Regions from separate parts of the Homo sapiens genome. Here region 2 is linked to region 1. Evidence: chromatin loops called from intact Hi-C (ENCODE). Cell type or tissue: CD4-positive, alpha-beta T cell. All regions are shown on one strand. Each heading gives the region's core, and the rest is flanking DNA. Links, peaks and the distances in the headings are about the cores only.

Region 1 (4,405 bases), core at 122-4,121:
AAAGTTTAAATCTGCTGAAGCTGTGCCCAAAGCCGCCCCTTGCCCCAGGTGCTCTGTCCCAGTGGGATGGGAGTTTTTTTTATCTATAAGCCCCTGACTGGGGCTACTGCCTTTCTTTCAGAGATGCTCTGCCCAGTGAGGAGGAATCTAGAGAGGCAGTCTGGCCATAGCTGCTTTGCAGTGCTGTGTTGAGTTCCATCCAGTCCAAACTTCCCAGCCTCCTTAGCAGGAGAAAAATCGCCTACTCAAAGCCTCACTAATGGTGGACGCCCGTCTCCCAACTAGACTCCATTGTCCCAGGTCAACTTCAGACTGCTGTGCTGGCAGTGAGAATTTCAAGCCAGTGGTTCTTAGCTTGCTGGGCTGTGTGGGAGTGGGACCCATTGAGCAAGACCACTTGGCTCCCTGGCTTCAGCCTCCTTTCCAGGGGAGTGAACAGTTCTGTCTCGCTGGGGTTCCAGGTGCCACTAGGGTACAAAAAAAAAAATCCTACAGCTAGCTCGGTGTCTCCCCAAACAGCTGCCCAGTTTTGTGCTTGAAACCCAGGGTCCTGGTGGTGTAGGCACAGGAGGGAATATCCTGGTCTGTGGATTGCAAAAACCGTGGGAAAAGCATAGTATCTGGGCTGAATAGCACAGTCCTTCAGGGCTCCCCTTGGCTGAGAGAGGGAGGACCCTGGCTCCTTGCACTTCCCAGGTAAGTCAACGCCCCCACCCTGCTTCTCCATGGGCTGTACCCACTGCCTAATCAGTCCCAATGAGATGAACAGGGTACCTCAGTTGGAAATGCAGAAATCATCTTCTGTGTTGGTCTCACTGGGAGCTACAGACCAGAGCTGTTCCTATTCGGTCATTCTGCCAGATCTAAGACATGTTGAGCATTTTTTATATACTTGTTAGCCATTTGTATGTCTTCTTTTGAGAAACGTCTATTCATATATTTTGCCCATTTTTTAAATAAGATTGTTTGTTTGTTTTTGAGTTGAGACTCTTGTATATTCTGAATATTAGTCCTTTGTCAGTTGAATAGCTTGCAAATACATTATCCCATTACATAAGATGACTCTCCATTCTGTTGGTTTTTTCCTTTGCTGCACAAAAACCTTTTAGTTTAACAGTCTCATTTGTCTATTTTTGCTTTTGTTGAGTGTGCTATTGAAGTTTTACCCATCAAATTGTTGCCTGGACTGATGTCCACAAGTGTTTTCCCTATGTTTTTCTGTGATAGTTTTAAAGCTGGGGGTCTTACATTTAAATATTTAATCCATTTTGAATTGATTTTTCATACAGCACATTAATATCCACATTTCCCAGCATCAATTATGAACATACATTCCCCAATGTATATTGCTGGCCTTTGTGTCAAAAATAAGGTGACTTTAAATATGTAAATTTATTTCTGAATTCTCTATTCTGTTCCATTGGTCTACGTGTCTGTTTTTTACTGACAGGTCATTTTTTATAAAATTAAAACTCAACTCATTTCACATAAGTGACATGAAAGGAAATTCTTCACGGATAAAAGTTTGAAATCTTCCAATGTGCAATCTTGGGCTACATAAAATGTGCAATCTTGGGTGACATGAAAGGAAATTCTTCATGGATAAAAGTTTGAAATCTTCCAATGTGCAATCTTGGGCTACATATTTCAGTGTTCAGTGCTCCATTCTTCCACTCCTCTCCAGGCCTTTGCTTTTATGCTTTGAGTGCAAGTCAATCTTACCCACTAGAGTAAGTCCAGTTTAGGGCAGTGCCTGTGTCTAATTCATCTTCATACACTTCTCAGCACCTAGTACAGTGCTGTGCATGCAGTGTATTTGCTCTCTATACACACACATGCATATGGTTGTTTTTCTAGCTTGCAGGTCTTGCATCCATTTGATATGAGACTCAGTGACCCCAGCTGAATCACTGAATCCCTCTTGCTATGCACTCTACGGGCAGCTGCATAGAGCTCTTTGTGTGAAAATAAGCTTACTATCAAAACATTCCACACCTGAAATTCAGTCTGTTCATTGGATGCTGATATTGAGACTGCTAGGCATATATACAATAATTATTGCATCATGTAATAATACTAAACTGTGAATTAATTTGATCTGTGACCATCTACTAGAAGAATTCCATAGCCTGCAAACCAAATGAACCGAAAGTGAGGAAATGATGCTTCCTCATCCCCACCATCTAAATGAAAAATTCCCTAAATATTTTTTCCCAGCTGTCTGACATAAAAACAAAAAGCACAAAAACTGTCCCCAACACATTGCACTAAACAGAAAAGAGTGGTTTTCTTAATATCTAGTCTATTTCCCAGAAATGAAGAGCTTGTCCCTGCTTTCACTTTCAATTTGGGGCAGTTTTGGTAGTTTGAGTCTTTCTACGAATTTGTCCATTATGTCTAATTTAATTTGTTGGCATACAGTTGTTGATAGCATTACCTTAAAATCTTTTTTATTTTTGTAAGGTCAGAAGTAATGTCCCCTTTTTCATTCTTGATTTTGGTAATTTGAGTCTCCTGTTCTTCTGCTGGGTTTTTTGTTTTGTTTTGGCCAGTCTAACAAAACAGGTTTTTTTTGCCAATTTTGTTGATCTCTTCTAAGAACAGCTTTTGATTTTATTGATTTTCTCTACTTTTGTCTTATATTCTCTATCTCATTAATTTCTACTCTTTATTTCCAAAATTCTTTATTATTTTCTTCTTTCTGCTAGCTTTGGGTTTAGTTTGCTCTTCATTCACCAGCGTCTTAAGGTAAAAGATTAGGTTATTGATTTGAGTTCTAATATTTTCTTACTAATTTCTCTAGAGTGTATCATATATGTAATTTATGAGAATGTATATCACATTTATGCTAAATCAATTCCAATGAGAAAATTTTTACTCTTATAAATCTAAAAATACTAGTTTTCTCACTTTTTTGATACTATTAAATACGTTAAATATATGTTCAAACAATATAATACATTGTTATAATTAATTCACATAATTTTATGTCTTTTAAAGAAGCTGAAGGGGAAGGTATAAATGTATAGAGCTTGTTATGTTAACTTACAGTTTCAGGTTCTCTTAATGTATTCCTGGGGGTTCAAGTTAACATCTGCTGTCATTTCTTTATTCCAATGCAGCTTCGCTCCTACTGTCCTCTCTTGTCCTGTTCTTAAGTATATCACGTTTCTATATGTTATGAGCCTGAAACACAATTATATACATATTGCTTTATACAACTGTCTTTTAAAAATTAGTTAAAAAGAGAAATAAGAAGAAATATGCATTTATACAGTCTTTTATAACTATATAATTATCTTACTGGTGCTCTTTGTTTGTCCATGTGGATGTGTATTGCCATCTGGAGTCATCTGCTTTCTGCCTGAAAACCTTCTTTTATTAATAGTATTTCTTGTAAAGTCAGTCATCTAGTAGTAAATTTTATTTATGTTTCCAGGCTTGAATCTCCCCCCGGCCCACACTCTTTTTCAAATAAAGTCAGTTTCTGTGGGAAAAGCTTTGGAGCTCTGATTTTATGGACTGCCTCTCTCTCTCTGGAAAATATCTCTGAGCCATGACCCCTTCGAATGGGCAGAGGTGGTAGCTTCTGCTCTTTGCCAGTTGCCCCTCCCAACACGGAAAAACCACCCTACAAGTGAACCAGAGTGAGGGTGACAGGCCAGGGTTTCTCATTCTGCCATTCCTGAGCTAAAGCTGAAATCTTCTTGCAAAAATTATAACTGAGAATATTATTATGTGAAAGAGATCTGACCTGACTCTATCTTACTTCTAACCTCCAAGCTGTCCTTGTTCATCCCTGAGCATAGGCCAAACTGACATTGGAAGGAATTTAGTCAGCCTTTTCCCAAAATAAAACCCCTTCTTCCCTGAGAACTAGACTAACTTTGCAAGACTAACAAATCAGCCATGAGATTAGAAACTGTGGTCTGAGAGTCATGCAGCTAGAGGCCACAAGATTCCAGACCTCTCCAATTGCCATCCAGGTCAATAAACTGGCTCATCTGGTCTTGTGGCCCCCAGCCAGGAACCAACTCATGCAAGAGGACAACTTTGATGCCCTGTGATTTCATCCCTAACCCAGCCAATCAGCACTCCCCACTCCCCAACCTCCTACCCACCAAATTATCCTCAGAAACCCCCATACCCACATTATCAGGGAGAATCTTTTGAGTAATAATAAAACTTGAGAATCCCATACAGCCAGCTCTGCGTGAATTAAACGCTTTCTCTACTGCAATTCCCCTGTCTTGATAAATCAGCTCTACCTAGGCAACAGGCAAGGAGAACCTGTTGGGCAGTTATGGAGCCTCTGCTCTATGAGTGGGACTGGGAAAGTTTGGGAGCCCTTGACTTCTGGTCACACTCACCAGAAATTTAGTCTTTACAACTCACTATTGGAGGG
Region 2 (4,405 bases), core at 194-4,193, 52 kb before region 1:
AAATCAGGACCAAGGCTGGGTTAGAATGGTATCTATGTTTCAAAGTATGGAGATATGTATGACACAAGATTCCCCAGGTAAAAGTTCCTATTACTGTGTACATGAGCTTAGTGAGCTCAGCTTTGCTCAGTCCAAATATCTAAACGTGAATGTGAAAAGTTTCCAAAGAAAATTTTGTAATTAAGTCAGAAAATGTGACATATCTAGAAAAAAAATCCATTTTCTGAACAGTGAGATACAAGATGATCTGGTGGGAATTCAACCTGATACATCCTTCTGGAGAGGAACTTGGCAATATCCAACAAAATAAAATGCTCTTACCTTTTGACCTGGCAATCTCACTTATAGGATGCTATCCTAAAGTTACTCCTATAGCAATATAAAAATAAACACTCACAAGGTTAGCAGAGGTTTTCATTGCAGCATTGTTTGTAATTGCTAAATATTAGAAACAATCTAAAAGTCTATACATAAAAGAACGGTTGAATAAACTGTGCTATGTCCACATAAATGGAGTAGATGCCTGTCAAAAGAATTGAGAAATCTTCCTACGAACTGATAGGGAAAGACTCCCATATTTCTAAGTGATGTGATCTTTTTGTTGGAAAATGTGAATAAGAAAATATACATGTATATGCTCATTAATGAAAAAAAGTCCAAGAAAGGTAAACTAGAAACTAACAAGATTGGATATCTATGGAGGATAAGTGGGCATGAAGTGGAAAGAATAGAAAGACAGATGGAATGGGAATGCAGTGCCAAGATGAAGGGAAAGTGACACTTCTCTGACTACAGCTTGTTGTAAAGCTCTGACTTTCAGAACTCTGATATTTCGCATACTCAAAAATAAATGCATACTTAAAATCAACCAACAAATGAACCTAACTATATTACAAATAAATAATTTAACTACACCAAAGAGAATGGAGAAGGAAATAGTAGTCTAAGCAACTTTGGAATACAGTGTTTTGACTGTATGTGTAAGACCAAAGACAAGAACTTTTAACTAATAGTGCACTCTAGTTAGCAAATTTATCTTTCAAACACTTATGAGTTAGTAACTTTAAAACAAATTATATGTACTAGAATTGAGCAAATAACTAAATTTATTATGTATAATGACACACTCAGAGAAAAGATTTTAAAAACAAGGGGAAAACATGAATAAGTTTTGTTTTGTTGAATTGGAATTAGAAATATCAGAAGAAACTTAAGCTTATATATAGAAACAGATAGACGAGAAATAAATGTAGATGTGTGTATTCATGTGCTGGTATATAAACATAGATTTCTTAACTTTCCACCTGAGAGGGCCTAGAAGTAATGACTACACCTAGTGTGATAATCTTGTTGTCTATCTACCATTATCCAATGAAAGCAACCAGAGCCCTTGGGAGAAATGGTCGATTCTAAGGCTGAAGCAGAAAAAATATTAGATAAGCCTGGCATATATTGTAATGTCAGAAGGAAAGACGCACTGAAAATATGATGGAAGCACGTCCATAGTACCTGGGCTACAGCTTGAAGGAGCTCTCAGTGAACTAATCTGGGACGAGTTGAGCAATGAGATAAATAGTGATAGTAAAGTGTTACCCATATGATAAATCTACACTGATCTACTATAGATCTACACTGATACAACTAAATGATTAAATAAGTAAATAAAATAAATAGAGGAGAAAGGGCAGTTCTTGCTCACATTAGAACTCTAATAAATGTAGAAGGAATGAAAATAGAAAATTACTTTTAGTCAAACATCACAGTAAGTTATAAGCAAGAATTATCAACAGATGCTAAAAATAGTGACTGAAAAAATTATGGAAGTATGATGAATCTTTATTTGCATAGTCTTCAAACTGTCTCTTCAAATGGTACTTTTTAGTGACAAAATGGTACATAACACTTTGTGGTAGAGAAACCTGGCAGAGAACACCTTAACCAAGTGATCAAAGTTAAGGTCACAGCACCAGAAAAAGTCATGTCAACATCATGAATCCCTTAATACAAGACACTGAAAATGGCAGAACATCACTTTGGTGACATTTGCAAAAAAAAATGTATAACTTCAATCTAATAATAAGGAAACATCAAAAAACCCAAATTGAGGGATATTCTACAAAATCATAGCCAGTCAACTTCTAAAATGTCAAAGACATGAAAGACAAGGAAAGAATAAGGAACTATCAAAGATGCAAGGAAAATACAGAAACATAATGACTAAATGCAATGAGGAATCCTGGATTGGGTCATGGAGCAGAAGGACATTAGTGGGAAACTGGTGAAATGTGAATAAGGAGTGTAAATTAGTTATCACTCTACCAATGTTAAAATCCTTGTTCTATGGTTATGGAAAATTTTAACTTTAGGGGAAATGATATATGGGAACTTTCCATACCCATTGTACATCTTTTCTGTAAGTGTATTTCAAAATAAAGTTATTTTTAAAGAAAGCCAGTGACCCAATTTGTAAGACAGCCTTAAAGAGAAACCAGGCTTTAAAAAACGTATATGAAAAAATGTTCAAGCATAGAAAACAAAAATTTAACCCATATTGTAAAGTTCAGCATAGCTAACTACCTAAAAACTGCTTTCCATTTCATCTTTTTCCTTGCACACAAGGGAACAACACCCTGGACATGGCTCCAGAGATCAACTTGCCGGGCCCAATGAGCCTCATTGATAACACTAAAGGGCAGCTGGTGGTGAATCCAGAAGCTCTGAAGATCCTATCTGCAATTACGCAGCCTGTGGTGGTGGTGGCGATTGTGGGCCTCTATCGCACAGGCAAATCCTACCTGATGAACAAGCTGGCTGGGAAGAAAAACGGTGAGTGACACCAGCAAAGCTCTAAGCCCCTTCTGTCCGTACACACGGCGAACATCCAGCTTAGGGATGTGAGCATAGAAAGAGATGAGAATGAATGTTGAAAGCTAACTTTCAGTCCATTAATGGGCTCTTTACATTGACTTTGGAGGATTACAGTCAACTGACTCTTCCCACTTTACTTTTATTTTATACTAAGGGTATAAATGTGCCTTTCTGGAAGGAACACAATGTTAATAAAGAAAATTAACTTCTATAATAATGACTTATAAAACATTTATTAAAATGTTCATGTAGTGACAGCAAGCTTTCAATGAACTTTAAGAAAAATATGAATGTTTCAGTGTGTATTAAATATCTAATTTTCCTGTTTCCAGGATTGTAATTAAGATTTATGCCAGTTGTATTTTCTTTTATCTCTTTTAACTTCAATTATGTTAACTTTTATCTCAATTTCCAGAAACACCTACTAAGTAATTTCTTTTCCCTTTTATCCTCTCCTTCTACAGGCTTCTCTCTAGGCTCCACAGTGAAGTCTCACACCAAGGGAATCTGGATGTGGTGTGTGCCTCATCCCAAGAAGCCAGAACACACCCTAGTTCTGCTCGACACTGAGGGCCTGGGAGATATAGAGAAGGTAAAAAAAATAAGTATTTTAAAAATTTCACTTAGGTAGATTAAAATCTACATAAACCAGGTCAGATCGATAACCATCTTTGCACAATCACTCCTACTCCTTGATTTAGGGCTCTAGTTAATTATATTAATATATTATTTCTTAAAATTTGTGTGGTATAAGCATTCAGAGTACACAATAAGTTCAATTGATTAATTATGGGTAAACCTATGAAATAATGGCTAATGATGTTTTCAGTTATTTCTCTTTCATATTATAGTAAAATGTTTTGGTGAGGCTGCTGAAGGTGCTTATAAACTTCAGTAGACGTTTTACAAACATGTCTGACTTTTTACAGTGGGATCCCACAAAGGTAGTAAAAATGTTCACATCCACACCAGCACCAGTAGAAAGAGAAGCAAAGTGTAAAATCTAATGATAACATCTTTGCTCATTAAGGATAATATATTACTACTGTTATAAATCTTAGACATAGAAAGCTTTTATTAAAGGAGCTTATTTTAACTACTGTGTAAAAAATATCTTACTATGATGTGCCATGGAAATGGAATAGGGTCATAAACTAAGTTTAGGGTACCAGTTTGAATTTTAGTAGCTGATCAAAATAGCTTCTCCTACCAAGTGCTCATGTGTTTCCTGCTGACATATATTTATATATAACACCTTAAATTATACATCATAAATATTATAAATTTGTTCTACAGGTAGAAAAAAATACTGCATAAGGAAGTGAGTTACCTAAGTTTTCAGAACTAATGAGAGACAGAGTTGGAGTTCAGTCAGTCTTCAGCTATCTGAATTGATTGTACATTCTGCTAGTCATTCTTCTTTGTGGCTTCTACAATGACTTACAGGGTGACAATGAGAATGACTCCTGGATCTTTGCCTTGGCCATCCTCCTGAGCAGCACCTTCGTGTACAATAGCATGGGAACCATCAACCAGC

Evidence for each region. Hi-C counts contacts between places; a loop is a spot of excess contacts. Peaks named below come from ENCODE experiments on the same cell type or tissue, not always from the same donor. Only the 100,000 strongest peaks of a DNase experiment are listed, where the experiment ranks them.
Region 2: a loop joins it to region 1, with 2.1 times the contacts of the local background. A loop is called at or near these places in 29 of 110 quality-filtered maps.

The regions. Positions count from the first base shown.
Region 1 is chr1:89,068,060-89,072,464 of GRCh38, reverse strand. It overlaps LOC105378841 (a long non-coding RNA gene), which reads right to left. Exons shown (of 5, transcript XR_947575.3): 4 at 3,050-3,186. Among named protein-coding and RNA genes, the nearest start is that of GBP1, 5.1 kb to the right of the region's middle. In CD4-positive, alpha-beta T cell, for the core only: no CTCF peak of the experiment used is centred there; a DNase peak (open chromatin) is centred at 2,354; H3K4me3 peaks cover 1,091 bases; H3K27ac peaks cover 770 bases.
Region 2 is chr1:89,120,198-89,124,602 of GRCh38, reverse strand. It overlaps GBP2 (guanylate binding protein 2), which reads left to right. Exons shown (of 11, transcript NM_004120.5): 2 at 2,620-2,826; 3 at 3,333-3,460; 4 at 4,315-4,405. The coding sequence starts at 2,637. LOC112268267 (a long non-coding RNA gene) reads right to left here. Exons shown (of 2, transcript XR_007066213.1): 2 at 1-4,405. Among named protein-coding and RNA genes, the nearest start is that of GBP2, 3.7 kb to the left of the region's middle. RefSeq lists a silencer at 2,643-2,937. In CD4-positive, alpha-beta T cell, for the core only: no CTCF peak of the experiment used is centred there; no DNase peak of the experiment used is centred there; H3K4me3 peaks cover 1,464 bases; H3K27ac peaks cover 141 bases.